Regions from separate parts of the Mus musculus genome. Here region 1 is linked to region 2. The links are chromatin loops, found by intact Hi-C in ENCODE. Cell type or tissue: gastrocnemius. All regions are shown on one strand. Each heading gives the region's core, and the rest is flanking DNA. Links, peaks and the distances in the headings are about the cores only.

Evidence for each region. A loop is a pair of places that touch in the nucleus more often than their neighbours do. Peaks named below come from ENCODE experiments on the same cell type or tissue, not always from the same donor. Only the 100,000 strongest peaks of a DNase experiment are listed, where the experiment ranks them.
Region 1: it touches region 2 in a loop (4-fold over the local background); 5 of 42 quality-filtered maps call a loop at or near these places.

Annotation. Positions count from the first base shown.
Region 1 is chr15:102,452,151-102,468,290 of GRCm38, forward strand. Prr13 (proline rich 13) reads left to right here and starts at 7,020. Exons shown (of 4, transcript NM_001170911.1): 1 at 7,020-7,105; 2 at 7,958-7,996; 3 at 8,220-8,569; 4 at 10,021-10,656. The coding sequence starts at 7,978. The coding sequence ends at 10,065. Amhr2 (anti-Mullerian hormone type 2 receptor) reads left to right here. Exons shown (of 11, transcript NM_144547.2): 7 at 1-113; 8 at 237-409; 9 at 595-742; 10 at 882-1,018; 11 at 2,063-2,489. The coding sequence ends at 2,356. It also overlaps the pseudogene Gm24128. In gastrocnemius, for the core only: a CTCF peak has its summit at 6,904; DNase peaks (open chromatin) are centred at 6,919, 7,340 and 8,389; H3K4me3 peaks cover 2,883 bases; H3K27ac peaks cover 3,991 bases.
Region 2 is chr15:102,663,127-102,679,147 of GRCm38, forward strand. It overlaps Atp5g2 (ATP synthase, H+ transporting, mitochondrial F0 complex, subunit C2 (subunit 9)), which reads right to left and starts at 7,921. Exons shown (of 5, transcript NM_026468.2): 1 at 7,892-7,921; 2 at 4,585-4,653; 3 at 2,637-2,729; 4 at 1,928-2,121; 5 at 1-2. The coding sequence starts at 4,623. It overlaps Mir688 (microRNA 688), which reads right to left and starts at 8,740; the gene lies at 8,666-8,740. In gastrocnemius, for the core only: a CTCF peak has its summit at 2,569 (motif pointing left); DNase peaks (open chromatin) are centred at 938 and 2,559; H3K27ac peaks cover 1,732 bases.

The DNA of each region.
Region 1 (16,140 bases), core at 4,654-9,653, 210 kb before region 2:
CTCCTTATGCCACTACTTGACTCAGTACACGAGCGACTGGGGAAGTTCCTTGAGGATGGCTCTGTCCCTGGCAGAGGGCTTGGCTTTTCTCCACGAGGAGCGTTGGCAGGATGGTGAGTATCCGGCAACAGGGAGGGAGGAGTCAGTAGCCGCACCCGATGCGTGCAGGCCCAGTTCTCTCTCCGCTTATGGGAGAAGGACTGCACCAAGGAGAACCACATGACCTGTGTCCGCAGGCCAGTACAAACCAGGTATCGCCCACCGAGACCTGAGCAGCCAGAATGTGCTCATTCGGGAAGATAGGTCATGCGCCATCGGGGACCTGGGCCTTGCCTTGGTACTCCCTGGTCTTGCTCAGCCCCCTGCCTTGGCCCCTACTCAACCCCGAGGCCCCGCTGCCATTTTGGAGGTGAGTGTTTTTGATAAGTGTGAGACCTGTGGTGACGGTGGCTCTGATGACAGTACAACTTTTGCTGTGGCAACGGTGCGGCTTTGCTAGTAGACAGAGCATTGCTGTAATTGGGGAATTTGTGGACCAGAGCTGCAAGACAGGTTGCCATAGAGGTGACTCCTGGCACTCCACATCTTCTCCAGGCTGGCACCCAGCGGTACATGGCTCCAGAGCTCTTGGACAAGACTCTAGACTTGCAGGACTGGGGTACAGCTCTCCAGAGAGCGGATGTTTACTCTCTGGCGCTACTACTGTGGGAGATCCTGAGCCGCTGTTCCGATTTGAGGCCTGGTAAAGTCTACCCATAGTGTCCCACCTAACAAAGGCTCACGTGCCTTCTATTCCAGAAGGCTATGATCTCCCCTAGTTTTATCACCTGGGAGCCCCCTCGCCAGGGTAGGTTAACAGTCTATGTCTATACCTTTCCCAGACCACAGACCACCACCTTTCCAATTGGCTTATGAGGCAGAACTGGGCAGCAATCCCAGTGCCTGTGAGCTCTGGGCCCTGGCAGTGGAGGAGAGGAAGCGCCCCAACATCCCATCCACTTGGAGCTGCTCTGCCACAGTAAGAAGCCATAGGCTTGCCAGCTGGGGACCGGGAGTCAGGGCTGAGTTTGGATTTCAAGGACTTCTCTGCCACAACCAGACCTTCTCCTCCTATCCTGAGCCTCAGTTTACCTTTTCTTCTACAAGTGTCACACAGTTGGTTCCACCCACATACCACCCTGTGGAGCCTTTTTATTCCTATCCCCTTACTCCACAGTTAACTCTGTTGTTCAGTCGTCTCCTCCAGGAAGTCCTCTCTGACTTTTCTCTTACATGGACCTCAGCCCCTTTGACAGTATCTCTCTCTCTCTTTATTTATTTATTTATTTATTTATTTATTTAGGTTTTTGGAGACAGGGTTTCTCTGAGTAGCCCTGGCTGTTCTGGAACTCACTCTGTAGACCAAGCTGGCCTCAAACTCAGAAATCCACCTGCCTTTACCTCCCAAGTGCTGGGATTAAAGGTGTGCTTCACCACTGCCCGGCGACAGTATCTCTTTAGGAATAGTGTACCCCAAAGTTCAAATCAGTGCCCCATCATTTTGTACTATGCAGCTCTGTTTCTACTGTGGACCAATTAAAGCCAGCTCTAGGTATAACAAGGTCAGAAGGGTCACCTGATAGTGAACGCAGAGCTCTTCACAAATGGTTTCCTGAGATGTCCCTTCTCCCACTCTCCTACCTGAAATGTCTACCATACTAGTGTCTATTGGATTGGTCTGTGGAAGCCAGGCTTTGTCTGCAGGACACACTGCTTGACTAAGAGAAGGAAGAGTAACTTTCCATTAGCACAAAAGTTGTCAGCCTGAATTATCCTTAGAGGAAAAGGTAGACCCGTTGGAAGGTATCCCAGGAGTCTGTCTCAGGGAACAAACTCAAGGGTCTAGACTTTAGGGAATGGGGCTTGGAGGCCTTCCACAGGTGGGGTGCGGAGTCAGGAGTGGTGAGACATGCTCTTAGCAAGGACTCCGTGCAGAATGGAACGGAGTGCGTGGGAGAAGTGAAGACTGGAGATGTCTGCTCTGGGGTTGGCCAGGCCTGCCATCTTCTCTCTCTCCCTCCAGGACCCTCGGGGGCTGAGGGAGCTCCTGGAAGATTGCTGGGACGCAGACCCAGAAGCACGGCTGACAGCTGAGTGTGTGCAGCAGCGCCTGGCAGCCCTGGCTTACCCTCACGGGGCGTCCTCTTTCCCAGAGAGTCCACAGGGCTGCCCAGAGAACTGCCTTTCAGCTCCCGCCTCTGCCGTTTTCCCCTGTCGGCCTCAGCAGAGTTCTTGTCTCCTCAGTGTTCAGCAAGGCCCTGGCTCTAGGAGTCCCGATCCTGTAGGCGACACTGTTCAGGTGTATGTAAATGAGTAGCTTGTTTGAACTCTCTGTACAGGCCGACATGCGTGTGGCCGACATGCCTACTGCTGTCATTCTCTGTGGGTTTCTAACCCATGGGGTAGATATGCTCAGGAAAGAGAATAAATAAGGTTCCCGCACACTCTTCATCAATGTGTTTTTACTTCTTTAAGATCCGTTTATTTTATTCATAGTACGTGTGTTTGTGAGTTTGTGTGTGCCACATACGTGCAGGAGGTTGTGGAGGTCAGAAGAAGATGTCAAAGCTCCTGGAACTGGAGTCACAAGCAGTTGTTAATCACCATGTGGGTGGGTGCTGGGAATAGGTCCTTTGCAAGAGCAGTAATTGCTCTGAGCTCCTAAGCCATCTCTTTAGCCCTTTATTTTATTTATTTATTTTTTTTTTTTTTTGGTTTTTTTCGAGACAGGGTTTCTCTGTATTGCCCTGGCTGTCCTGGAACTCACTTTGTAGACCAGGCTGGCCTCGAACTCGGAACTCAAGAGATCCACCTGCCTCTGCCTCCCGAGTGCTGGGATTAAAGGCATGCGCCACCACGCCCGGCTAGCCCTTTATTATTTATTTATTTATTTATTTATTTATTTATTTTTGAGGCAGGGTCTTACTGTGTGGCCTTGGCTTACTTACACCTGCTATGCAGTATGTAGCCCAGGCTAGTCTCTGACTCTCGAAACAATCCTCTTGCCTCAGCATCTGGAGCACATGCTTGAGACACTAGCATTTACTTACTTATTAGACAAGGTCTCACTATGTAGCTCTGGCTGGCCAGGAACTCACTATGTAGACCAGGTTGGCCTTGAACTCACAGAAATCTACCTGCCTCTCTCTTTCTTTTTTTTTTTTTTTTTTTTTTTGGGGGGGGGTTTCTTTTTGGTTTTTCGAGACAGGGTTTCTCTGTATAGCCCTCGCTGTCCTGGAACTCACTTTGTAGACCAGGGTGGCCTCGAACTCAAAAATCCACCTGCCTCTGCCTCCCAAGTGCTGGGATTAAAGGCGTGAGCCACCACGCCTGGCTCTCTCTCTCTCTTTCAAGTGATAGAATTAAAGGTGTGTGCCCCTGTGGCAGGTATCAACATTTTTTTTTTTTTTTTTGAGACATGGTTTCTCTGTATAGCCCTGGCTGTTCTGGAACTCACTTTGTAGACCAGGCTAGCCTCGAACTCAGAAATCCGCCTGCCTTTGCCTCCCAAATGCTGGGATTAAAGGCGTGCGCCACCACGCCCGGCTCCAACATTTATTTTTGAAGACTTTATTTATATCATTTTAAAACTCTCTGTCTCTGTCTCTCTCTGTGTCTGTCTGTCTGTCTGTCTGTGTGTGTGTGTGTGTGTGTGTGTGTGTGTGTGTGGTGTACAGAGGGGCACTGGTAAGGTACTGGATACCCCTGGAGTCGGGGGAGTTAGGAGCCACTCAATATGAATGCTGAGTACTGAACTCCAGTGCTCTGGAACAGCTGTGTATGCTTTTTAATCTCTAAGTCATCTCTCTAGGACCACCAGGACTAATTTTCACATGGTGGCACCACCTGTTGGGCATTGGAGGAGTGGCCACAGTGAAGCCATTGGCCTGAGTGCACTCAGATCGCTGAAGCTCACACTGTGGGGATCTGTCCAGACTCAGGGAGGTGAGCGAGGTTACCTAGGCAGCAGTTGCCCAGGAGCACCAGGGGGTGGCGCTATACCTCGCTTGGCATAGTACTTACAGAACATTCGGGAAGCCCTGGGTTCCATCCCTAGCACTGCATAAGCAGTGTGGCAGGTCCTTGTAATCCTAGCACAGGGAAGGTGGAGGCCGGAGCTGATCTGGAGCTGTAGGCAGGCAGGGAGGATCAACATTTCAAAGTCAGAGGCTGGAGAGAGAGGGCTAAGTTAGGAGCACTTGCTGCTCTTTCAGGGAACCAGGGTTTAGTTTCCAGTGCTCCTATTAGCAAGTTCACAGATGCCCATAATTCTCGCTCTAGGGTACCCGAGGCCCTCTTCGGGCCTCTGTGGGCACCTCCATGCACAGGTGCACATACAGACGAACAGACAGACAAACAGCACATATACTACATTGCTTCTACAGCACAAACACTAAATTAAAACAATACAGAGATTATTGTTGTCCCTGTACAAGGGTAACCCACAAAGTTGGGAAGCATTTCATATATTTTAAAAAGCTTTCTTTAAAAAAATAAATATATATGTTTTCCTTCATATTCTATACATTAAGAATACAATTTTGGGATGGAGAGATGGCTCAACAGTTAAGAGCAATGACCACTCTTCCAGAGGTCCTGAGTTCAACCCCCAACAACCACACGGTGGCTCACAACCATCTGTAATGGGATCTGATTACCCTCTCCTGGTGTTTCTGAAAATGGCTTCAGTGTACTCTTATACATCCCCGAATGTATACATTAAGAATAAATTTTCAAGCCAGGCGTGGTGGCACACGCCTTTAATCCCAGCACTTTGGAGGCAGAGGCAGGCAGATTTCTGAGTTCGAGGCCAGCCTGGTCTACAAAGTGAGTTCCAGGACAGCCAGGGCTACGCAGAGAAACCCTGTCTCGGAAAAAGCAAAAAAAAAAAAAAAAAAAGAATAAATTTTCATCTTACCCTAATGTATTAATTTCTATCTATAAATATATAGGCAGAGATATAGATGCAGGTAAGCAGGATTTATTAGAATGATTTACAGGCTGCAACCCAGCAAATCCAACAATGACTGGCTGTAAGCAGGAAGTCCAACAGTCCAGTACAGTCCACGTGCTTGGATGTCTTCAGTACATGGTGGACTCCCAAAGAACTAGGCTTTAATGCCGGTAAAGAAATGGACTTTCCTTTCCAGGAGAGAACAAACTGGCCAAGAGCAAAGTGTCCTTCTTCAGTGTCCTTATCTAGGTTTCCAGCAGATGGTATGGCCCAGGTTAGAGGTGTGTCTTCCCACTTCAAAATCTAGATTAAGTAATCTATTCACCTACTTCAGGTTAAGAAGAAAAAAAAAAAGGTGTGTCCCGACAACCAAGAATAGTTATCACACCTAATAAAAATTGTTGTAAATATTTGTAAAAGTTTGAGATCATCTTGGCAACATAGCAGGCTGAGGCCATCCTAAACTGAGTGTGAGATCCTGTCTCAAAAATAAATAAAAGTGCCGGGCATGGTGGCGCATGCCTTTAATCCCAGCCCTCGGGAGGGAGAGGCAGGAGGATTTCTGAGTTCGAGGCCAGCCTGGTCTACAGAGTGAGTTCCAGGACAGCCAGGGCTATACAGAGAATACCCTGTCTTGGAAAAAAAATAAAAAAAAATAAAATAAAATAAAATAAAATAAAATAAAATAAAAGTGTAGAGGGTGGGGAGAGGAATGTAGACAGCTAAGGTCCAGGCCTTGTGTGGCTTGTGGGAAAGTCCTTGATTTATTCATCATTTTATCTATGAACAGGGTCTCATGTAGCGCAGGATGACCTAAAACTCTCTGTGTTGCCAAGGGTGACCTTGAACTCAGGATCCTGTAAGCCCTATCTGCAAAGTGCTGGGGTTAGCTGGGCTTGGTGGCCCACACCTTTAACCCTAGCACTCGGGAGGCAGAGGCAGGTGGATTTCTGAGTTCGAGGCCAGCCTGGTCTACAAAGTGAGTTCCAGGACAGCCAGGGCTATACAGAGAAACTCTGTCTCGAAAAACCAAAAAAAAAAAATTCTGAGAGTTGTGGCTTGCTTTTGTTTTTCTAGCACCCGAGAGAGAGAGAGAGAGAGAGAGAGAGAGAGAGAGAGAGAGATATGGGATGACTGCTTTTCATCCAAAGTCAACCCAAGTCATACTGGTAGATTGTCTCAAAAACATCAAAACCAAAAATGAATTCACTTAGTTACCCAGAACAATGACATGAAACTATAACTGCACCATCTGCTGAACACATTGAAACCCTGTCTCTTATCTTTCTACAAAAAAAGAACCACAGGCTGTGGTTCTAGCAGCTGGCAACATTGAAGCCCAGGGCTGGGACTCAGCAGAACTTCCTCCTTTTGTTCTCTGAGGCCTTTTTTTGTTTGTTTGTTTTTGTTGTTATTTTCCGAGTCAGAGACAGGGCTGGTCTGTGTGGCTCTGGCTGTCTTGGAACTCACTATGCAGACCATGCTGGTTTCAAACTCAGAGATTCACCTGCCTCTGCCTCCTGAGTTCAGGGACTAAAGGTGTTGTGCCATCATGACAGAGCTCTCTCTGAGGTTTTATGTAGGGTTCCCTAAGAAGCTAATATTGTCTTTAAATTCTGATTCTCTTCCTCCATTTCCAAAATGCTAGGTTACAGACAAGTCTACCCATCAAGCAGGCACTTGGTGCACATACACTGAGGCAAAACACTCATACACATTAAAAAAAAAAATCTTAAAATTTAAGCAAAACAACAACAAAAAAAAACAGTGAGAGTTTATCTCGTTGGCTCAGGTCCTTGCTTGGAGCTGACCCCGCCTCGGTCCCGCCCTAAGGAGCATTTCCGCTGCGTCTCCGTATTTCACCTGTATGTATTTCACAACGCAATGTTTTCTCCCTAAGGCTCCGCCTGGCGGCCAGCGCAACGGTTTCCTCCTTGTTTAGTTGGACCACAGCGATTGACAAGTCAGTTCTCCAATCATCGTGTCAAAGTGATCACATAATTATTAACTAGGTCACAGGGGCGGTGCGGAAGTATAGAATGAATAGGAGTGACCAGGAAGTGCGAACCCAGACTGAGAAGGAGGACAGGAGCGGGCTGGCGATCTGGGAAGGTGACAGGGCATCTGGCCTCCCAAATTCCATCTCTCCTCTTAGCTGGGCCAGGGATCCATTTATTCCTGAGAACTAAGAACTCCATTTGCTCTTTGGGGGTTGTGTGTGTGTTCTAAGAGTTTTGGGACCTGGAGTGTCTTTCTTGATATTCAGGATGGGATTATTTGTTTGTTTATTTATTTATTTTTATTTATTTGTTTATTTTAGCTTCACTTCAGGGGTGCCCCCGGGGCGAGCAGGGAGTTTAGGTCCCATCTCACACTACGGATGCTTAAAGGCCTCCGGTCCCTTTCCAGGGAGAGGGAAATGAGACTTCTCCATCCAGGTGAGATAGTGAAAGTGGGAGGGGCCCTGGGAAGAGAGTTCCTGTGATTTAAATCCTGGGCTAGAGTAGGCTATGAGGATGCGGGAAAGAAAAAGGGAACTTTTTTTTTTGTTTTGTTTTTGTTTGTTTGTTTGTTTTTGTTATTTCGAGACAGGGTTTCTCTGTATAGCTCCAGCTGTCCTGGAACTTACTTTGTAGACCAGGCTGGCCTCATTCGCCTGCCTCTGCCTCCCAAGTGCTGGTATTAAAGGTGTGCACCCCCACGCCCAGCAGGGAACTTTTTTTCATTTCCTTTTGTTTTGGGTTTGACACAGGGTAGCTCTAGCTGTCCTGTAACTCTTTTTCGACCAGGCTGGTCTGGAACTCAGAGATCCACCTGCCTCTGTTTCCAGAGTGCAGCCCATTTTTAAGTGGAGGTTTATCTGTGAGAGTCTTGGTAGGGTGGAGGCTGTAGGGTGGGGCTCGGGTTCTCGAAAATCCTCCTCCCTTCCTGGAACCTTCAGACTTTGCCTGGTTTACTTCCTAGGCTTGAGCTAACATCTCGACATGTGGAATCCTAATGCTGGTAAGTTCCTGGGGGCTCTCCTCTGACCTGCCCCAGCCCATTTTGCAATGAAACAGGAAGTTTCTATCTATCCCCGCAGCCCCAAGCAAAAGCAAAGCCACCGGACCACTGCTAGTTACCAAGTTCTGCCTTTCCATAAGGCTTAAGAACGGTAGTGATTTGTATTATGTGTTGATAGAGGTTCCGGACAGTTCTAATCTTTATTCTCGGATTCTTCTTCCAGGACCGAATCCATATCCACCCCAAGTTGTGTGCCCAGGAGGTTCCAATCCTGCCTGTCCACCACCTCTCAATCCTGCCTTTCCCCCTGGCCCCTGTCCTCCCGGAATTCCCCAGGGAAACCCAGCTTTCCCTCCGTGTCGTCCCCCTTATCCTGTACCACAACCAGGGTGTCCAGGATACCAACCCTCAGGTCCCTACCCTCCCCCATACCCACCACCTGCTCCTGGCATGTGCCCCGTGAATCCTCCGGCTCCTGGCATGGTGGGTCCCGGAATCGTGATAGACAAGAAGACTCGGAAGAAAATGAAGAAAGCTCATAAGAAGTCGCACAAGCATCACAAGCACGGGAAGGTCAGTGTCATCTGGAGCCTGGCTGGGGAAGGAGCTCCGTTCAGAGGGACCAGGGGTGATCAGGAGTTGGGGAAGGACTTTCACGGTTTGTGGGCACAGGCGATGGTGTGTGGGAGCGGTAGCCCGCAACCTTGTCGCTTTAGCAGATGTAGATGGTTTTTCCTTTAAGTAAGGGGATCCTCCTGAAAGGAGTTTAGTAATATTGAGGCATCAGATCACTCCCATCTGCCAAGGAAAAGTGAAGGGGTGCGGGGAGGATTTCTGTGCCAAAAGCCCTCGACCTTCTTTACCTAACTCTTTCCCAGTAACTTCCCTCACCCACCCCGGGTGTATCCTTTGGTAAATTGGACACACCCACTGAGGTTGTCTAAATGTCAAAAGAGTGACAAAGCACAGTGACAAAGCATAATAGTTTACTGAGTGGTCATATGGCCCTTAGTTCCTGGATTTTCTTTATCTCCTTCAGTATTCCCTGGTACTGAGTTAATTCCCTGGACGAGCCTTCTGTGACTCAGCCTCCAGCAAAGCCTGGGGTGAAAGGGGATTTTCCTTCACAAGACCAGTACAGTCCTTCCACAGGAACCCATTAGTGAGGGGGGGAGTTCCCCTGAGGACTCAGGAAGACCTCAGTCTGAAACTTGAGGCTTCGAATAGACTTTATGCCCGTGTTTGTTTGCTCCGTGGATCTGGGCTCTAGTTCCTGAGTCTGGGTCTTAGGTAGACATGTGGGGAGTAGGGAAGGAAATGAGACACTAACCAGGGAGAGTACCCCGAGAGTCTAAAAACATTTTTTTTTTTTTTACGGTAGTTGATGGAGGTATGTCTGTGTGGATCCTGGGATGGGATTTCTCCAGCCATCTGTCTGTCTCTGCCATCTTCCCCACTTTTTCCCCTAGTGGGACTTAGAAATACAGCATGGCCCACACGGTGGCCGTTCCTACCCTCCCTGAGGTGCAGAGAGATTCTAGTTTGTCATTCTTTTTTTTTTTTTTTTTTTTTTTTTTTTTTCAACACAGGGTTTCTCTGTATAGCCCTGGCTGTCCTGGAACTCACTTTGTAGACCAGGTTGGCCTTGAACTCAAGAAATCCGCCGGCCTCTGCCTCTGGGTTTAAAGGCGTGCGCCACCACCTGGCTAGTTTGTCATTCCTTAAAACAAACAAGGAGGGATGATTAAGGTAGCAGCAGCCTCCCACACCCTGCTCCACTTTCCTGGTCCTAGCTAGGTGTGGAAACTTGGTTGGAAGGCAATGTGTTGAGGTTGAGGACAATTTAATCCATTCTTGTACCTTCCCTGCTGCAGGAAACCCTTGATTTTGTTGGTTATTGGGACAGGACAGTACGAGACTCCTGCTTACTGGATACTTGGGTGGATGGGTGGGGCATGAAAAAAATGGCCTTTGGGGTAACCAGAGGTCATCTGGGTCTGATGATGTGTCCTTTCCCCTTGCAGCACTCCTCCTCTTCCTCCTCCTCTTCCAGCAGTGACTCTGACTGAACGCAGGGCCTGGAGCCTCCTCCCCTCCAGCCTCACCAGCTCCACTCTCCCACCAAGCTTCAGCTGTCATCCTCGTACGGAGTGAGGGGCATTAGCCCTCTGCTCCCTGCCCCACTCCTACCTGTGCCTTCCCCTGCTGTTCTGTCCCGGCTGTCAAGGGCTAGCTAGCAAAAGCAAAGCGGCCTTCTTGATCTGATCGTAGCTGATGAGGTCAGTGGGGGGAACTGTCTTTTGAAGATGGCAAGACCTCTGAGCTAAATGGGGAGCACCATTTTAAGATCTGCACCATGTGATTTTTTTTTTTCTTCCACTTTCTTTTGTAACACTTGTGACTTGGGTTTGTGACAGTTTGTGATGAAAAACCTCTACTTTTGTAATGGCGGCACATGAGAGTGATTTAATGGCAACTGTGTTCCCGGCAGGGCTTTTGGATCTCAGTAACTGTCGAGCTGCTGGAAAGTGCAGTCTCTTTACTTGGTGAGCTCTTTTGGGACCCGACTTATTCCTTAGTTCAGTATGTTATCTTTGATGGCTCTAAGTCCAAATAAAAGTTCTTCTTCCAGGTTCTACTCACCTGTGCCATTACCTTGACTGGGCTAGTTTTGTTACTCTTGGTCATACTCTTTAAAGTACGTCACTTTTTTATTTTTATTTTTTTAATTCCTCTGAGAGTCTCACATCACCCAGGCTTCATATATGTGTGTGAATATATGCATATATATGTATGTGTGTATATGCATATATATGTATATATGTGTGTGCATATATATGTGTATATGTATATATATGTACACACATATATGTGTGTATACATATACATAAGCATATATACATATGCATATATACATATACACATACACATACACACACACACACACACACACACACACACACACATATATATATATATATATATATATATATATATATATATGGTGACTTTGATATACAGATCCTTATGTCTCCACATTTGGAGTGCTGGGATCACAAGCTTCAGCCACCACACGTTGTTTATGGGCTTGAACCAAGACCTGTGCCTCCTAGTCACGGACTTTATCTGGAGCTACGTCCCCAGCCTAAAGTGTGGTGTTTAGTGCGGAGCCAGCGCATCAGTGAAGAGGATACTGTGCTAGTCTAAGAGGGGAAGAGCCTTCAGAATGAACTCAGGTTTTACAGACTGAATCCACATTGCTCTCCCAGATACGGACCCATTTGCATATGTTTTCATTTGCTACAGAGGTTTTCTTCCAGACAGGGTCTGAGTATGTAGCCTTGGCTAGCCTGTACTCAATAGGTAGAGGAGGCTAGCTTCCAACTCACAGATCTCAGAATTCCAAGGCTGGGATTAAAGGAGTGGCCGACTATGCCCAGCTGGCTTCAGAGGTTTTCAATCCTTGGCGGCTCATCAACTTTAAGGGGGGGCAATTTAGGGTTCTGCCCTTGATCTAATAAATAAGATAGATAGATAAATGGATAGATAGATAGATAGATAGATAGGTACATACATACATACCACACACACACAGACACAGACACACACACAGACACACACACACACACAGACACACACAAACACACACACACACACAGAGGTCTGTACAGGTCTAGTATGTATGTGCTTTATGTCATGCAGTTCCTGTAAAAGCCAGAAGAGGGCAGAGGATACTGTGGTACTGGAGTTACTGATCATTATGGGTCTCTGGAAATTGAACCCAGGCCCTTTAGAAGAGCAACCCCTGCTCTTAACCACAGAAACATCTCTCCATCACCACCCTCCTTTTTTTTTTTAGAGTCTTGGTATCTAACTCAAGTTGACCTTGAATTTAAGGTCTTCTTCCCTCAGCATCCCAGGTACTGCCATGATAAACCCAAGCCACAGTGCCCAGAACTGAGGAGGCTCAGTGGCAGAAGGTTTGCCTTGCCTGTATGTTGTCCTGGATTTAATTTTTGACGATAAGAAAGAAACAGAACAACAACAAGCCAGTTTGATGGTCCTATGTAGTCCATAACTCAAGCTCACTACGTAGCCAAGATGAACAACTTCCTGATCTTTCTGTGTTTCCTCGGGGCTGGAATTATGGGTGTGTACTGGTTTGCCTTATTTTATGTAGTGCTGGGGCCTGAACCTGGGGCCTTGTGCCTGGTATGTAGGTAAACATGCTCACAACCCCAGCTCTTGAAGTTTTAGAAAGTATTTTATTAGAGTATTAGGGTTTTCTAAAGGACATAAATATTTATGTATCTATATGTTAGAAGAAATAAATATGTATTATATATAAATATACAGTATACTAGTATATATGGGACTAGAGAGATGGCTCAGTGCTTAATAGCACTTAACTGCTCTTCCAGAGCCCCTGAATTCAATTCCCAGCACAACTGCACAGTGGCTCGAATCCATCTGTAATGGGATTTGCTACTCTCTTTTGTTAATATCTGAAGATAGCTACAGAGTACTAATATACATTATATAAATACATATATTTGCATATATAAAAATCTATATACATAAAGATGTGTGTATGTATATATGTGTATACATACACATACACATACACACACACACACACACACACACACAAATTTGGAGGCCAGAGTAAGACTTTGGGTGTCTTCCTCTATTGCTCTCTACCTTATTCCCTTGAAACAATCTCTAACTGAACCTGTAACTGAACCTGGCTAGGTGGGCTAGCTAACAAGTTTTCAGGATCCAAGTATTATTGGTTCAGGGAATAAAGCTATGTCTTTGAGCATGTTAGGCAAGCACACGTGCTGAGGTACATTCTCAGACCTGTTTTTTGTTTGTTTCTTTTTTTGAGACAGGTCTTCATTATATAACTCTGGCTGTCCTAGAACTCACTATGTGGATCAGGCTGGCCCCAGGTTTACAGAGTTTCACCTGCTCTGCTTCCCCAATACTGGGATTAAAAGTGTGAGCTATCACCGCCTGCCTTTATTTTTGTTTTGTTTTTGAGAGAGGGCCTCCTTAGATGTCTTGGAACTTGCTGTATTAGCTAGTCTACAGGACTTTTGGTTCTCTAAGCCACTTTGCTTAGCCTATTCCCTATATTCTTAATGTGGAAGTGACTACTTTAGTGAACAGCAGTTGAAACATTGGGAGCCACTGGCTATATCTGAGCACTGTGGGGGAACCACTGTCTTTTTAAGATGCCAGTCATTTCCTAATGATTTACATTTCAAGCTGAAACTTTGGCATGCACTGACATATCTAAAGATATAAGTTCTGGCTAAGTGTAATGGTTGAGCCCTGTATAAATGAGCCCTGGGTCTTCTGTACTCTCTCTTAGCTCCTCCCAATTCCATTACTGGCCTGGTTCCTGAAACCATTGGGTTTGCCACCCCTCCTCTGTACACCAGTCCATACTCCCAAAGGTGATAGTTCTCAGATTTTTTAAAAAAAGATTATAATTTTATTTATTTTATGCATATGAGTACACTTGTCATGGTTTTCAGACACATCAGAAGGAGGCATCTGATCCCATTACAGATGGTTGTGAGCCACCATGTGGTTGCTAAGGATTGAACTCAGGACCTCTGGAAGAACAGACATTGCTCTTAACCACTGAGCCATCTCTCCAGCTCTAATCCTAGCACTCTGAAGGCAGAGGTAGGTGGATCTCAGAACGGATTCTAAGCCAACCAGGGCTACCCTATCCTGTCTGAAACAAACAAACAAACAAACAAACAAACAAAAAAACCAATAGCAGCTGGGCACTGGTGGCACATGCCTTTAATCCCAGCATTTAGGGGGCAGAGTCAGGCGGATTTCTGACTTTGAGGTCAGCCTGGTCTACAGAGTGAGTTTCAGGACAGCCAGGACTACACAGAGAAACCCTGTCTTGAAAAACAAAAAACAAACAAACAACAACAATAAAAACCCAATAGCAAAGTCTCTGGTCTTGTAGACACATGGCATGTGTCGCACATACATCTATAAGTAAACACTCATATACATGTAAGAAAATCAAATCTTTAAAAAACATGCAAATTTGGCAGTTTAGCTCTAGCGACTATGAATAATGAAATGAATCTGTAGCTTGCTGGCTTTTTTTTGAATACTTTCTGTAGATAAATATGTTGTTTTGTGATCCTAGGCAAGTTCACCCATTTCTGCTTTGGAAAATTTCTTGATCCATAGTCAGATATTGCTATTAGATTCTTCTCTCTCTCCCCTTATCTTCCTCATTTTAAAGATATATTTTGTGCTGGACAGTGGTGGTGCATGTCTTTAGTCCCAACACAAGGGATTTTGAGGCCAGCCCGAGTCTACAGAGTGATTCCAGGGTTAGAGTTGGAGACAACCAGTCTCAGGAAAAAAATAAAATTTATATGTCTACGTGAGTTTATGTGTAATACTTGTATGCAAGCACATAAGACCACGAAGACCAGATGCACTTTGATGTCTTAGGACTGAGTTACAGGTGACTTGTCAGCTGCCTGATGTGAGTGCTGGGAACAGAAACTGGGTCCTCTGCAATATTAATAAGTGCTCTTTAAAAAAAAAACAAAAAAAACAAACTTGGGCTAGAGAGATGGCTCAGGGATTAAGAGCACTGACTGCTCTTCCAGAGGCAGAAGTCCTGAGTTCAATTTCCAGCAACCACATGGTGGCTTACAACCATCTTTAGGGAATCCAGTGCCCTCTTCTGGTGTGTTTGAAGACAGCTACAGTGTAACTCACATACATAAAATAAATAATTAAAACAAACAAACAAACTAACTAACAAACTTACTTATTTGATAGAGCACTACTACATAAAATGTTTTGCCTGGATGTATTTCTGTGCACTGTATGCATGCTTGGTGTTCACAGAGTCCAAAAGAGGGAGTCTGATCCTCTAGGACTGTAGAAAAACAGGTGATTGTGAGCAAGTGTGTGGGTGCTGGGAATGTAAACTAGGTCCTCTGGAAGAGCAGCCAGTGCTTTTAACCACTGAACGGTTTCTTCAGCCCATCTGTCTCCTTACATTGTATTACATTGTATTTTATTTGTATATGTGCGGGCACACGCCAGGGTCCAAGTGTGGCAATCAGGATAATAAGTGGTAGTTAGTCTCAAGGGAACTCAGCTGAACTCTTGTTGAACTCAGGTCTTCAGGCTTGACAATTGAACCTATTGCCAACCCTCTCTCCCTGCTTTGTGTCTGGGATTTCACCCAGGACCTTGTGTGCTCAAGGTTCTTTTTTTTTTTTTTTAAGATTTATTTATTATTAATATATGTAAGTACACTGTAGCTGTCTTCAGACACTCCAGAAGAGGGAGTCAGATCTTGTTGCAGATGGTTGTGAGCCACCATGTGGTTGCTGGGATTTGAACTCTGGACCTTCGGAAGAGCATTCGGGTGCTCTTACCCACTGAGCCATCTCACCAGCCCTGTGCTCAAGGTTCTTAACCCACCCACAGGACTTCACTGTCTCAGTGTTGACTGTAACTCTTGGTCAGCCTTAATAAAACTCCTTGATTTTTATTTTTTGCCTGATGCCATATGTGTGACCTCATGGAAAGTGGATAGCATTCTAGCTGTTGGGAGCCCCACTGTTTTTACTGGCCCACCTGCAAAATCTTTAGGTTAAACTTTCAGCTTAGATCTGACAGTAAACTTGTTTTTGTTTTTAAAGTTTTATTTATTTTATGTTTATGAGTACACTGTAGCTGTACAGATGCTTGTGAGCTTTCATTTGGTTGTTGGGAATTGTATTTAGGACCTCTGCTTGTTCTAGTCAACCCCACTCGCTCTGGTTATCTAACTCGCTCAGTCCCTGCTCAATCCTGCTCAAAGATTTATTTAAATAAGTACACTGAAGCTGTCTTCAGACACACCAGAAGAGGGCATCAGGTCTCATTAAGGGCAGTTGTGAGTCACCATGTCATTGCTGGGATTTGAACTCAGGACCTTTGGAAGGGCAGTCAGCACTCTTACCTGCTGAGCCATCTTGCCAGTCCAGTAAACTTGTTCCTTAATTGGCTTTTTTTTCCTGGGGTTTTCCCTACTTCCTTTCCACCCTTTACCCTTTACCTTTGGCCAAATGATAAGGTTTTGTTTGTTGGTTTTT
Region 2 (16,021 bases), core at 1-5,000:
TCCTGGGAAAAAGGAGAGAAGACTGAATTTCTAGTCCACACAAGGAAAAGGCCAAACGTCTAAGGTGGACTTCTAGACACTTGAAGCTTATTCATAAGAAGATCCATCTAGGAGAGACCCCATTGTACTCAAACTCTAGCACTAAAGTTTCAACAGGGGTTAAAACACGGTAGAGACGACAATCTTAGATGGTGTTGACAGCCTGTGTGCAAACATCACCTTCCCCAGTGGATCTCTCCTACCATAGTAACTTAGAACCACAGGCCTGGATATTTAACATTCAGGGTCAGAACAGAATGGAGAATACTCAAAATGGCTGGCTCTTTCTCAAGAAGCAGAACCTTAACAGGACAAAGAAGCAAAACTGCAGATGGGTTGCAGCTCACACCCTGTATATACCAGGACGCTACGGGAATAACACTGTTCCAGAACGCAGGAGAGGCAGAAGGCTTTCTTTGGTCATCTGAAAATAGTCAAGATTTTTTTTTAATGATTTTGGTTTTTGATACAAGGTTTCTAATGCTGCAATTAAAGGTGTGTGCCATCACAGCTTTGATTTTGGGCTTTAAGACACTGAATGGAGCTTGTGGTATGATATATTTATAATATGAATCCAAATAGGACAACTGTGAGCTAACTTTACAAGTCAATAGATGATTTTCATTTCCCTTACCCTGGTATCTACAGAGTCTCATGGGTAAGGTAAATCAGCACAAACTCTTGCACAATTGTGGACACAAAAGTAATCAGGCTTCTTGTTCAATGCAAATCCTGAGAAAAAGAACCACTTCCCCAGACGAGAAGATCCCGCTGGTCTCCAGGGGATTAATTTAGCTCTTCAGTGACTTGCCCAGAGGTGGCAGAGACTAAATAGTCCCAGGTGCCCGGGGCCGGCAGGGCTGGCAGCAGAGGCAGCTGTCCCAGGAGCAAGGGGACTCCCCAAGATGAGGAGAACAGCAGTAAGGCTATGGCACTGACTGGCAGGAGCCCAGGGATGGAGGCCTTCTCTGTTAAGGCCGGGGTTTTCACTTGGGGCTGTGGGACCACAGAGCCTATCGTGCTGACGTTTACTCTAGCGTGTAAACAAGAACTGCATATGATGATGCACTGACTCACAGCAGCCAGCACTGTAGACTGTGGCTTCCTTGTAAGAACATGGAAAACCTCTTCTTGCTGCTTTTAAAAATACTTTTAAAGGATGTAAAAACTTCCTGGCACCGGGGAAGCAGGAGTCTGAGGCAGCCAGGGCCATACAATTTAACTCAACCATAGAAAGCCAGGCAGTGACTTGGACTGCCAGTCCCTACTCCATACTACAGCCATTCAAGAGAACTCTGGCAATGTGCATGTGCTACAGATGCACTGTCAACCACGGTTGTCTCCAGCTCCTAAGCACTTGGAATTACAGGAAAGAGTAACTGAAAACCTCAATTTTATGTGAGACAGGGTCTCATATAGACTAGGCTGGGCTGAACTCACCATGTAGCCCAGGCTAACCCAGAGCTGCTGATCATTCTGCCTCTCTCACACAACTGTTGGCATCACAGGTCTGGATTATCACAGCTAGTATAATCTTCATAGTAGTATTCATATTTAAAAAAAATTAAAGCAAGGTGTGGCTGTACATGCCCTTAATGCCAACATTCAAACAAGCAGGGCTCTGTGAGTTCTATGCCAACCAACTAGGGCAACATAATGAGGAAACAAAAATTATTATTTATGCATTTAGGTGTGGGTGTATATTCACATGTGTTCGAACACATGCATATGGAGGCACAAGTTGGTTTACTCTTATCTCAAACAAAATCCAGAAATTTAGATAAAAAGTAACAACACTGAGTTAGTGGCCTCTGCACAGGACAGTGAAGCTCTAGACCCGGCTTTTGGAACACTCAACAGAGCCAACAGAGGGCCCAGGTATCCTTACCTGGCATAGCCAATGATGAGACTCCCAAAAACAGTCCCAATCCCTGCCCCAGAGCCAGCCACCCCAACTGTCGCAGCCCCAGCTCCAATGAACTTGGCAGCTGTGTCGATGTCCCTTGAAATGGCGCTGGTTTGGAAACTGCGGCTAGGGATAAGTGAAGTCAGAGGCCGCCGGACCGCCAAGCTGCTGAGGCTCTGTGACAAAGAGGCAGACAGAAGGCAGGGATTTTTGTTATCAATTCAGTGTTTTGCTTTGGAAACATTGTACTATTTCAAACTGCTAGGCTGGCTGTCAAATCTGATGTTCCTCCCTCAATGGAAAAATCATTTAGTTCCCTGAAAACCTCCCTAAAATGTTGGCAAGATAACTTTTTAATGTAGGAGGCAGGGTTCAAATACCTCCACAACCCAGTATGGTCTACAAGTGTTATGAGACATGAGCCTGTTCTTGACCCCCAATACCTGGTCAGCAGACCAGGCCTAATAATGGGAGCTGACAGAGGTCCACCAAAGCAGGAACTACCAGATGCAACTGCCAACACAGAGTATTCACTGCCTTCCATTTCTACCTAGAGCAGCAAAGGTCTGATCCTTCCTGAATGCCAGCCTGTGGTGATTATCCTCAGCACTCCCCCTACTGGTCCGGGGAGGTAACCCTCTTTACTCCTCCTCACCAAACCATAGCTCCAACTCCACCTTAAGGTACCTACCTCATCTGTTGGCATCTGTGGTCGCTTCAACTCCACTGCAGACAGCGGACGACTCAGCAGCTGAGAGGTGCTCCTGAGAGAGGTGCTCCTGATCTAGTGGAATGACAAGGGCAGGGAGGTCAGGAAGGCTGTGGAGGTGACTTTTAGAGCATTCCATTGCACACAGTAGGATGTTCTCTGAACCTTGAATCAGTCTTTCTATTTTTTTTTTTTTTTTTTTTTTTTGAGACGGGCAGGCACCTTTAATCTAGACTTAGGAAGCAGAGGAAGGCGGATCTCTACAAGTTCCAGGCTAGCCAGGGCTACACAGAGACCCTGTCTCAAAACAAAAACAACAACAACTGGACTGGAGAGATGCCTTAGAGGTTAAGGGCATTAGAAGAGACCCAGGTTCAATTCCCAACACCCACACAGTGTCTCACACTCATCCGTAACTGCAGATCCAGCACTCTTCTGATCTCCTTGCATACCATACTAGGCACACATATCATATATGTAAGCAAAACACTCATACACATGAGACAATTTTCTACAAAACAACAACAAAAAAAATCTTTAAAAACAAAACAAATCCTAAAAGACACAGAAATCTTGCTATGTTGCCCAGGCTGACCTTGAAGCCCCAGGCTAAGCAACCCTCCTGCTTTAGTGTCCCTGGTACTGGGACTTCACACGTGCACTGTGTCACATTATTCCTTGTATCAACAAATTCTGAATTCAGGGTCATTGTCTTGCTTTTCAGGTTTTGCTTTATGGAAAGAAAAGTGTTTTTCCTTGTAGGGGCCATAGGAGGCCACAACTTCTGCTCTACTCTTTTACCCTTTTGAGAATCAGAAGAGATCTAAGCCCCAGATGTATCTGCTTCACTCAACAAGGGATACATTTACAGGTAATAGTTGGCTCCTAGGAAAGCCAAGGATTACGGTGTTCTCCCCTGAATACATGTATCCTCCTCTGGAAAATGGATGTAAAGAGCCATGTTCAAACCTCACCTCATCCTGACAGCCCTTTCTCATCAGCTCCAAGACTTTATCTCTAAGATACATGGCAGACAACAGAGACAGAATTACGAGGCTTACATACCTCTTCTTGACAGGATCTCATGGTAGGCCATGCTGATCTTAAATTCGTACTAGCCAACCTTCCTACTCATCCTCCCAAGTCCTAGCTCACACATGAGCCACTCTGTCTGGCTGCTGCTTCTTTTTTTGTACGAGGGACGGAACCCTGGGCTTTGTACATGCTAGGCAGGCACTCTACACTGGACTGTATCTTTATCCCTTTGGTGGTAACTTCCTCTTGTGTTTATTAGTGTTTTGTCTACATGTATGTATGCACACCTTGTGGGTGCCTGGTGCTCACAATGACCAGATGACACTGGATGCCCTGGAACTGCAATTACAGTGATTACGAACGGCCATTTGGATGCCAGGAACCAAACCCAAGTTGTCTGCAAGGGTAACCATGCTCTTAACTGTTAAGCCATCTCTCCAATCCCAAATGTTAACTTTCTATCAGGTATGCAGTATAAGGGCTAAGTTACTTAATGATTTTCAGCCTATTTCTGCACCTGTCAAATGGGGACAATCTTAGGGTTCTGAGGAGTAAATGGGGAGATACAGACTGGTGAACAGCATGAGGCATGAAGCAAGTGCTTAGTAGCTGGTACCTCCCAACAGCAGCACACCCTTGAACTTAGCAAGAGCACCCACTATCTTATTATTTTTACATTTCTAACCTCCTGCTGCTTCAGAGCCTAACACTTTTCCAGGCAGAAGGCCTTCTCTTTCACTGCAGGCACAGGCACCTTAGGGAAGCTATGAAGGCAGCCCTGCACACTTGTACATGATAATGTCACATCCCTATACTACAAGTTTGGACATCTCTGGCATTCTCCTATATGAAGAAACAAGGTGTCCTTTAAAGTCCTTCCAGAAAATGTACTCACCAGGGAGCGGGTAGAGACGAACTTGGAGCAGGCGTACATTTTCAGGGGTGAGGGGCCGAGGCAGGAGGGCTGGAAATAAGCAGCAGCATTGTAAACACTTTGCTTTGCTACTTAAACTTCATCCTCACACCTGAGAAGGATCGCTAGGAAGCTTAATTAGCTCAGAGAGCCAAAATGACACCAGAATCCTGAAATCAAGTGACTTTCATGGCCTGGGCAAGTAAGTGACTTGCTCCCTGCTTAAAGAACCATGACCACTTCCACAGCCCACGGTTTGGGATTGTCAACGTAATTTCCCCAGCATCCCTTGCTTTCCTTTTCTTCTTCTAGGTTCAAAAGCATCCCTTCTCTGGTCTCAGTGTCTGGGCCTAGAAGCAGTCAGTGTACAGTGTACAGGCTCCAACCACCTGCAATCCTAGTACTCAGGAGGCAAGGGCAAAATTGCAGAAAGTTCCAGGCCAGCCTGAGCTACTGAGTAAGACCTTGTTTCAAGACAGAAAGAACTAGTATTCATTTTTATTGGGTAGAGTCTGGGGATTGTTAGGGCTAGAGCCCTAGACCTGAAGCACACTGGCCTAGTGCTGGCTGTATCTCCATCCCTACAGAATCCCTAAACTTCTGGGAGAGTTCTCAGAAGACTAAGTCACTGGAAGTTTTTCAACTATCTTTTTAGCATCTCACTCCTTAAAATACTGATTTCTACTTTAACAAGATACAGCCAATCAATGAGGGAAACCCTAGCATTAATCTAATAAGCATCAACTGTAAAATTTCACCACTCCATTAAGGGGTATTAAGTTTTGTGTCTTCAAGATCCAAAGGAAGAATATGTAAGGTAAAGGTTTAGGACAGTGTCTTCCTCAAGTGAAGCGAGAAGTCCACTTGAATCAGAATTATCTGAGGGAATATATATATATATATATGAAGTGACTGTCACTGGGCCAGCAGCATGGCTCAGAGGGTAAAACCATGTGCCCTATAAACCTGATAAAACAAGTTTGATTCTTGGAGCACATAGTGGAAGAAGTACTTCCAAGAGCTTTCTTCTGATCTCCACAGGCACATGTGCACCTGCACATTCACACACATAAAATAATTTAGGACATTTTTAGATTTGTATGTATGTTTTGTCCGCATGCACACCTAGTGCCCAAGAAGGTAGGTCAGAGCTGGCACTGAACTCCCTAGAGATGGTTATGAACCATCACACCGGTGCTGGGAACCAAACTTGGGGCCTCTGGAACAGCAGCAGTTGCTCTTAACTTCTGAGCCATCTCTCCAGTCCCTAAACACAAGATCTCTGGTGCCAATATTTTAAACAACTTTTCCAATCATTTTATATTTAAGGTATACAATGGTATGGCCTCAACAACACTAACAGGTTGTCAGTGAGAGAGAAAGGACTGTAACTCTGTAATTTCACTCAGAGGGAGGCCACACTGGAGGTAGAACCTAGGACCTTAGTGCAATCTAGGTAACGTGTCCTACCACCAAGCTACGTCCCCTGCTTTTTCTCTCTGAAGTTTGAATAGCCCATAAACTAAGATGCTCAAAGTATAGGCCTGTTAAACACTACTCCCTTAAGTACACTGGACGCAACCTGTCCAAGGCAGATATGCTACTTGTAAATCCTGAATTTTACTTTTAGACCAATGTTTGTCTTCAGGCTGGCTCTATCTAAAACTTTACTTTTTGCTGGATTCGGTGGAACACATCTATCATCCCAGCACTCAGAAGGCAGAGAGGCAGACAGAGCTCTGTGAATTCTTGGCTACACAGTGCGACCCTGTAACAAACTCCTCCCTTTTGTCTTTATGCAACCTAAACCCAGATTTGATGCCCACCTACTCAGGTTTAATTGAGTCGAAACCCAGTACTTCTTTAAAACTTTTGCAATAGAGGCTTAAGCTGGGTTGATGGCTTAGATGATGGTGCCTGCCACACCCCGTGCGCTGGGTACCTATGGAAGCAGGTGGCCTGAAGCTGACTGGCTTGCAATCAGAGTCGATGAGCTTCAGGTCAGTAAGACATCCTGTCTCGAAAGGTGAGGGTGGAGTGGAAATGCCCCCCACATTAACCTCTCAGCATGCATGCATACATGTCACCATACACGTGAATAAAGGGAGGTCTGAAGTTAGGCATGGTGGTATGTGCAAGTGATCCTAGCACTGGGGAGGCTGATGCAGAAGGATCATAAATTTGAGGTAAACGTGGGTTAGAGTCAAGAAGCCAAAATAAAATGGAAGACGTTTTTCCAAAAACAAGTTTTAACATGGTAACTTATAAAATGTAGTTCTGGCAATACTCTAATTACTGCCCAACCCACTGCTTGCTTGCAGAGAACTCAGTAAACAATTCTTAAAAAAAAAAAAAAGTAGGGGAATTAAATTTAATAGTTTACAAACATATGGAATAGTATAATCTGTTGCTGGTGTGTAATAAACCCAAGCGTATCATTCGGCGAGCCCTTCCAGTGGTCACTTAATATGGGCAAGCCCACACCAGAGCAATGAAACCCTCCACAATGAGAATTCCCCACTTAACCATTCCGTTCCTTAAACCTTCCCACTAGCTGGCAGGTATAAATTCTAAAGCTCGTATTGCTCCCATCTTCTGGGCTTGCTGCCTAACAGAAACCTCCATTTCCACCATTTAAGATTTTATTTCTAACTTCATTAGTATGTCAGGGCCTTCATTAGAGGCAACCAGTTTCTAAGGGAACAGGCCTCGCTCAGGCCTCACTCCTGCCACCTGTGCACAGGCCGGTTAGCCTGTTCTGTTACTCTCTACCACGTTCAGTTTATTTCAAACTGAAGGATGCTGACTAGGGAGATGATGGCTTTGGACGGTGAACTAGCTTGACTGCGCCAGAGGTCCTGAGGTTCAAAGTCTGCAAGCTTCAAAAAAATAAAAAATAAAGGCTATTTTGATTCAGGATGACAAGGGGAGGCAAAGGTAGGAGGGGAGAGTCTGGGGTCATGACAATGGTGAAAGGCGTGTGGGTGAGCGAAGAGCACCCATAAAAGCCTTGGTTCGCGCCCGGAGAGAACACGCTCGCCAGCATCTGCCTTTCGCCGGCCGCAGAGCCCCCAACCCCCGTGAGACACCCAAGATGGCGCCAGGCCCGCGCGGTTAGAGGTCATCGGCACGAGGAAGGGGTAGCCCTCCGCGTGGGGATGCCGGGACCGCGAGGGCTCAGGGACCCGCGTGGGAGCTAGCAAGGTCAGGGCGGCCACGCGTCCTCGCAAGGGGTACTGCTGCGCGCGCCTGCGCGGCACGAAGAGGACGCGAGGCCTCAAGGCCTTACCTGCTCCCAGGGCAGAGAAGACAGAGAGGGGCGGGGGCGCGGGAAGCGCGAGGGAAGGCTCTGCGCATGCGCGGCCGGAGCCAACGAGTCGCTTTTCTCCATGGATAGAGTGGACACAAGCTAGAGGATCGGCCGGGACGCCACAGCTCCCTCTGCCAGGTTGGTGGTGTCTTGGGGGACAAGCACTCCACCTGGCGTCCAACAGGAGAAACTGCAAAAGGAGCCCACCGTGCACGGAAGAGCCGCCAACTCTTGCTGATCTGCAACGTGGTGGAACTGTGGACTGCACAGCATTTTTGGAGTCTTGGACTCGAGTCCCCTTTCCGAGCATGCGCAAAGTTAAGGAAAAAAAAAAAAACCAAAAAACACCCTACCCAGTCTACTCGGAAATTGTTTATAGCATACAGTAGGGATTGGGGTTCAGTGCCTAAAATGTAGCAGGGGAAAATAAAATCACAGAACTCTTGGCTTCTTGTCACCCTCAGGACACTGGCAACGTTGGGTGGGAGATGGGAACTGGCCCAATGCTATTAGCAAAATGCCATGGCAGTTTCTGCTTTAACTTATTTTTATTTTTGTTTTCCCTATCTCGTTGATGAGCAAAGCATGAAAAAAACCCAGCATCTTCGAGTCATAAGACTGGGGGGGTAAACAAGGCCTGATTCTCCCTTTTGTGAGTCCTGGGATCAATTAGGGATAACCGCACCTGTGGCCTGCAGTAGGGGTGCGAAGTCACCCCAGGCGACCAGTTTACCTCCTGTCGGACTTGCTGGGGGGCGAGCTGGAATAAGTAGTCGCCTGCGAGGTGCTCTCCCCAAGCAAGCCCCTACTTTTCTTCACTGCCCTTTCGCCCGTCCCTCCCCCAGTGGCGGTGGGCGGGGGCTTTCCTGCGCTAGTCCTGGAGCAGGCCTTTGTGTACACGCAGGAACGCACGAGCCTAGCAGACGGCTGCAAGGCTGACCCAGCCCCTTAGCCCGGCTGTCCGGTTAGGGTGCTTGGACGCAGCGCGAGAAAGACGGGAAGAGCTCACCAAACCCCCATAAAAAAATAAAAAGAAAGCCGCGGCTGTAAATAAAGGCAAATCCGCCACCCTCTGAGGGGCCGTTTGTCCTCCCCTCCTTGGCCCCGTCCTTCCCGCCACCCCCTCCCGGCCCCCGGCCCCGCGGCGCCCCGGCCCCAAGCTCCTCCATTTAATCGGATTTGGGAGAAGGGGAGGATAAATCACGGCAGCAGCTTTACGGTCCCGGAGGAGAGGCGAGCCGCAGCCAGGCACACCCCGGCCGGCGATAAAAACCGCCGCTGAAAGCCCACGGAGCAATTTCCCGGGACCCCGAGCGACGCCATTACAGGAATGTAATTTTGCCCGGATGAGGCCCCGAGTTTAATTATCCTCGCGGAGGAATTTCAATGCGGCCAATCCATCTTGCAGGCGGGCGGCAGAGGGATTTATATGGGCCCGTTATTTCACACCGATCCTCCATCTGCATTTTTATGGCCCTGAGCTCCTGAAAGGGAGGGAAAGTGTGGGGAGAAATGGAAGAAGAGGGTGGAGGACTCCCCGCCTTTCCTAAACCTTGGATTTCAGCTGGATTAGGATGCTCGCAGGTTCTCCTGAGGTCCCCAAATCTCCCTCCAGTGCCAGTTGTTGACCTGGGCAGGGGCAGAACCGGGATCTTTAGGAAGCAACAGGTATTTTTCCAAGTACTAAGCAGTGTGAGATGCCGTGTGAGAAAAGGCAAACCCGCCACCCTCTGAGGGGCCCAGGCTAGCAGGGCTTAGGAGTTGGTCCCTTGAGGTTCCCTGAACACCCCGCTCCGCCAAAAACTGAATTCTTTGTAGCTCTTAGTTTCATACCCTAAGAGGCACAATCTATAGTTCTTAGGAGCTGCCGCCACCAAATGGTGTTGCAGCTGTTGGTTGCGACAATTTAGAGATCTCGTATATATATCGCTAACAAAATCCCGGAGGAGGATGAATCAGAGAAAGGGCCTGTGAGGAGCTAACCCTGGCTTCTCCTAAAAGTTACTGCAGAGTCTGATAATTCCCTGGCCCGAGTGGTAGGATTTAGTTAGACAAACCTGAGTTCCCAAATCACATGTGACCTTGGGCAAGTTATTTAACCCTTTTAAGTCATTTTTCCCCTCTCCTTTTAAAATTGGGTATAATAACAGCGCTTACCCTGCAGCCTATATTGAGATAATAATGTACATGAAGCTTTTAGCAGAGGGCTTGGTACTCAGTAAAAGTTCAATAATCGCCATAATCATTATCGTTAGTATTATAGTTACGATCACTGCAATTTAATTCTGTCATGCTCCCGTGAGACTGTTTATTGTGAAGGGTCCTTGCACGGTTATCTCCTGAAAGAGATTCAAATATTACAAAACTTTTTCAATCACATAAATCATGCAAAACCAGTTAGTTGACATAGTGATGGGTAATCTGTGAAGCTGAAAATCCTGAGGGCTTCTGCAACAAGGTTTAAAGCAGGAAATTAGACAATAAGAGAGCAGGGGCATGCCAAAAAACTGAATTGAGGCACGTGAGGGAGTGGGGTCTAGGGATATTCTTAACCCTGGGCTTGGGAAGGGTCCTTCTCTCAACAACTAGGGAACCTGCGGTCCTGGGAGGAAAGGGTGTGGAGCGAGAACCATCCCTTCCAATCAGTCCCGGTCTCTTCCGGACCAGGCCATGTAACAAGGTTGGTCTGATTGGCCAGTTTTCCTAATGACTTCTAGTGGCAAATTCTAACTGGTTAGCAGCCTCCCTGCAGTAGAGTGACGGAGAAATGAGATTGATCTTTCCTTTCCTCCGATTGGTTAACAACCCTCAGGGGAACAGAGACCTCTTTTAATTGACCGGTAGGTTAGGAGGAGGTTTGGCATCCCACGTATCGAAATTCCATGAGTTCTTTTCCTCAAAGGTCACCAAGAAAGAATCTTGATTGTCTTGAATATATTTGCCTTTGGCCGGGAGACAGAGTAGTTAAGAGAAGAAAAAAATCAAAATCATACAGGCACAGCTAGCTCTGTTCAATATGAAACCTCAGACAGGAGGATTCACAGGAAGAAACATAAAAGGGACCGACCGAAGGTATAAAAGATGTCAAGTGATGAGATGGAGAAAAGGGAGATGTTGATCAAAGGATACAAAGTTACAGTTTGAAGAAAGACGGTTTAGTAACTTGGCAGTTAACTACATTTAATGTGTTGGATATTTCAAGGCTGCTGAAATAAATTTTAAGGTTTTCTCTGACATATACAAATGAATTGACTGGATAAAGTGTATGTTAATCAGCTACATAGAGTCTTTCTATAATGAATATGTAGATCAAAACATCACATTATGCCCATAAATATACACTTTTTTTGTTTGTTTTGAGCCAGAGTCTCTCTACTCAGCCCTGGCACTCATTATGTAAATCAGACTGCCCTCAAACTTGCACCTGTCTCTGCTTTCTGAGTGCTGGGATTCAAGACCCATGTGCTACCACACCCTGATCAATAAACACAATTATTATTTGTCAGTTAAAAATATTTCCAGAGAGCCAGGTGTGATGTGTCTTCAATCCCAGTACTTGGGAGGCAAAGCTCTGTGATTTTAAGGCTAGCCTGGTCTACATAGTAAGTTCTAGGACAGCCAGATCTAAATAGAGAGACCCTGTCTCAAAAAACAACACACACACACACACGTGTGTGTGTGTGTGTGTGTGTGTATATGTATGTATGTGTATGTATATGTGTGTGTATAAAGGGTTGCATAGTTTATTTCTTATTCTGATGATTTAAAAGCAAGCTATGTAATTTTGCTAGAGGCAGTGAGCACAGAATGAACTCCTGGCTTGGAGGAAGCCGCTCAGGAGCCCAGTTCCAGCTCTACTACTACTACTGAGCTGAGTGACTACTGAGTTACTCCATCTCTCAACACTCTATTTTCCAAGTTTAAAAGAATTTACAGAAGGAAGAACCTATCCAGTGTTAACTTTCCAAAAGTCTTTCCTTTTACAACTTTTATGTCTTTGTACTTCAGCAATGACTCCTTCTTGGTCTTGAGCTCCTTTCGTACTTGCTTTTTGATGCTGGGGATTTGAACCCAGAGCCTCCAGCAGACAAAGCTGTATATTTCTAGCACTGAGATCTACCTCAAGGCCATTTGTGATAGTTAATGTCAACCTCCTGGTTAGACTCCTGGGGCTGAGATGGATACTGGTCTCTGACTGATGGCTTTGCTCTTGGCTTGTTAAATTAGTTTCCCAGGTAGCAGGACACAAGGTATGAGTGAAGAAAGGACCATTGATATTTCAGCTTCTGAGGAGGTAGGGATCAGTGGGATGTTTAATGTCACAAATTAGGTCCTCAAAAGTATTTTCCCAGCAGAGAGGTGAGGATAAGAGGCAGGCAGGAGGAGCCATCCTGGGCTGCATAGGAAAAACAAATCACAAAAAAAGGGATTTTTTTTTCTGAGACAGTTTTTCTCATAATGTCACATAATGAATCGGTAATATCCTCAAATTTGACTTTGCCTGTAATCCCAAGAGAACTGACCTAAATCACTATGTAGACAAAGCTAGTCTTTTTTGTTTGTTTTGTTTTTCTCTTCTTTTCTTTTTTCTTTTTCTTTTCTTTTCTTTTCTTTTCTTTTCTTTCTTTCTTTCTTTCTTTTTCTTTTTCTTTTTTTTTTTTTTTTTTTTTTTTTTTGAGACAGGGTCTCTCTGTGTAGCCCTGGCTGTCCTGGAACTCACTTTGTAGACCAGGCTGGCCTCGAACTCAGAAATCCACCTGCCTCTGCCTCCTGAGTGCTGGAATTAAAGGTGTGTGCCACCATGCCTGGCTTTTTTGGTTTTTCGAGACAAAGATAGTCTTGAACTCACAGAGATCTGCCTACCTCTGACTCCTGAATGCTTGTTTGTTGAGACAGGATTTTGCTGGTTGGCTTGGAAGTATTTTGTAGACCAGTTGGTCTTATGATTGTACTTCCTGCTTCTGCCTCCTGAGTGACAGGATCACAGGCATGTCCTGTCATGTCCAGAACCCCACCCCCTATTTCTAAATTAAACTCATTTTTATACAGTAAAAATTAATTAATTAAAAGCATTTACTAGACCAGAATTTAAGTGCTTTTGAATTTGTATTAAGAATTTGTACATTGGGGGCTGGAGAGATGGTTCAGCAGTTAAGAGCACTAACTGCTCTTCTAGAGGATCTGGGTTCCAGTCCGAGCACCCACAGCTCACAACTGTGTAGCTCCAGGTCCAGGGGATCCAACACCCTCACACAGACGTGAATGCAGGCAAAACCACCAATGCACATAAAATAAAATTAAATAAATAAAAATTTAAAAGAATTTGTACATATCCTACTTATTTATTTAGACGCCATGACTTGGACCTTATTATCTAAAAATGTTGAAGGAGGGAGCAGCTGGAGAGGTGGCTAATCTGTTAAGAGTACCTCCAGATAACCTAGGTTTATTATCCAGCACCCACATGGCAGCTAATAACAGTTCATAATGCCAGCCGCATAGGGTCCATTGCCCTCTTCTGGCCTCTGTAAGCACTGCATGCATAAAGTGCACACACAAGCAGGCAAAACACCTAAACACATAAAAATAAAGTCTTAAAGAAAAAGAAAGGAAGAAAGAGAAAAATGAAGGGAGGGAGGAAGAAAAGAGAGAAAGAAAGAAGAAAAACAAAATCAACAAATATTTCTCAACTTGAGGAAGTCACAGACAAGTTAGAAAACAAACCTAATTGCGCTGTGAAGAACTGAAGACTACAAGCTAGACATCTCTGTCTTAGTCAGGGTTTCTATTCCTGCACAAAATTTCATGACCAAGAAGCAAGTTGGGGAGAAAAGGGTTTATTCAGCGTTTACTTCTACATTGTTGTTCATCATCAAAGAAAGTCAGGACGGACAGGAACTCACACAGGGGAGGAACCTGGAGGCAGGAGCTGATGCAGAGGCCATGGAGGGACGGATGTTGCTTACTGGCTTGCTTCCCCTGGCTTGCTCAGCTTGCTTTCTTATAGAACCCAGGACTCCCAGCCCAGCGATGGCACCACCTACAATGGGCCCTCACTAATTGAGAAAATGCCTTACAGCTGGATCTCATGGAGGCATTTCCTCAAGGGAGGCTCCCTTCTCTGTGATAACTCCAGCTTGTGTCAAGTTGACACAAAGAACAAGCCAGTACAGTATCTGAAGTCTAATCTTTCATTTGTTTTTAGTTTTGAGACAGGGCCTCAATGTGTGACCCTGACTGGCTTGGAACTCTATTTGTAGATTAGGCTGGCCTTGAACTCACATCTGCCTGCCTCTGCTGCAGTGCTAGGATTAAAGGCGAGCACTACTATGCTGGGTTCCTGACCTCTAATCCCCACCGCAAATGCCCTTTTTGAGACAGGGTCTCTTGTGGTTGAGGCTGGCCTTGAACTTGTGACACTCCTGCTTCACATCCCAAGTGCTAGGATTTACAAGCAAAGCCTAATTTGGGGATGTTACTAATTTATTATGTGACTCCGAGGAAAACAAATCTCTGTGCCTCAGTGTCCTCATTTGTAAAATACAGAAAACTAGCTCATTTTCATCTTCACGTGCGTATCGTAGAGCTTAGGTCTGGTCATTCTCACTTTCCCTTGTCCCCTGTGATGACATTAAACGATTAGCTGACATTTATTGAATGTTTACTTTGCAAGGTATGGTACTATATATTGTGCATGAGTATTTTTTTAAAAGAAAATGTTCCAGGTGTGGTGGCACACACCTTTCATTCCAGCACTGGGGAGGCAGAGGCAGGCAGATCTCTGAGTTCAAAGCCAGCCTGGTTTGCAGAGAGAGAGAGAGTTCTAGGACAGCCAGAGCTAACTAGCCAGAGAAACCCTGTCTTGGAAAAAGAAGAAGAAAGAAGAGAGAGAAAGAAAGGAATGAAGAAATAATATGTAGTGCCTTGTTTTTTGAATTTATAATCACTAAGAATCACTTCACACATAAGTATAATATGTATAGGATATGCATATTATATGTACAGTGAGACCCTTTCTCAAAACCAAAACAAATAAAAGATTAGACTTCAGATGCATAGCATATGCATATTAAATAAAAGGCTTTATAGGTAATAAAAGTTGAGAAAGTAGAATGAATTCTAGCCAAGATAACTAAATGAAAATCATGATTAAAATGAACATTTTGCTTTCTTTAAAAAATTATGAGCCAGACATGGTCACCTTTAATCCCAGCATTCAAGAGGCAGTGGCAGGTGGATCTGTGTGAGGTCTGGGCCATCTAACCTGGTTTGCCTAGCACATTCCAGGTCAGCCAAGTTACAGAGTGAGGCCTTGTCTCAAAAATTATGAAATATAAGCCAGGCTAACTTGCTCATGACTGTAATCCTTGAACACAAAGGACTGAGACAGGAGGATTGCTGCAAGTTTAAGGCCAGTCTGTGCTACAAGGTGTGGCTATGTTTTTGTAAATTATAAAAAGAATGATACATATATGTATATACATATATATACACGCATATACATATGTACACATATATACACACATACATGTATACATATACACACATACATATACATACATATACACATACACATATACATATTCATATATGTATACATATGTATATGTGTACATAACATATGTATATACTCAACAGATTGTTTTTGGAGTACTGGAGATTTGAACTCACAAACACTAGGCAAGTTCTCTATCACTGAGGTATAGGTCCTACACCTTGAACATTTTTTTTAACATCTACTATATTCAAAGTATTGTCATGGACCTCAGAACACAGATGTGAACAAAGCAAGACAAACAAACAAACAAACAAACAAAAACCAGTGATAGGGCACTTGGCTAGCATGTGCGAAAACCTGAGTACAACTCTCAGCACTACCACCACAAAACCTTCATCTATCCAGAGAGCTGATGTGTTATATAAACCATGAGGCATAATATGAAATGGACTGGGCACCTATAACAATCCTTGAGCTTAAGCAAAAAACAAAACAAAAACAAAAACTCGAAGTTACCATTGTGAGTCCCATGTGCTTCTCACCTACAGTAATCCTGAGTTTCATGTTTAGTATTTTGGATTTTACATTTGTTTTTGTTTTTTTTCCTGAGT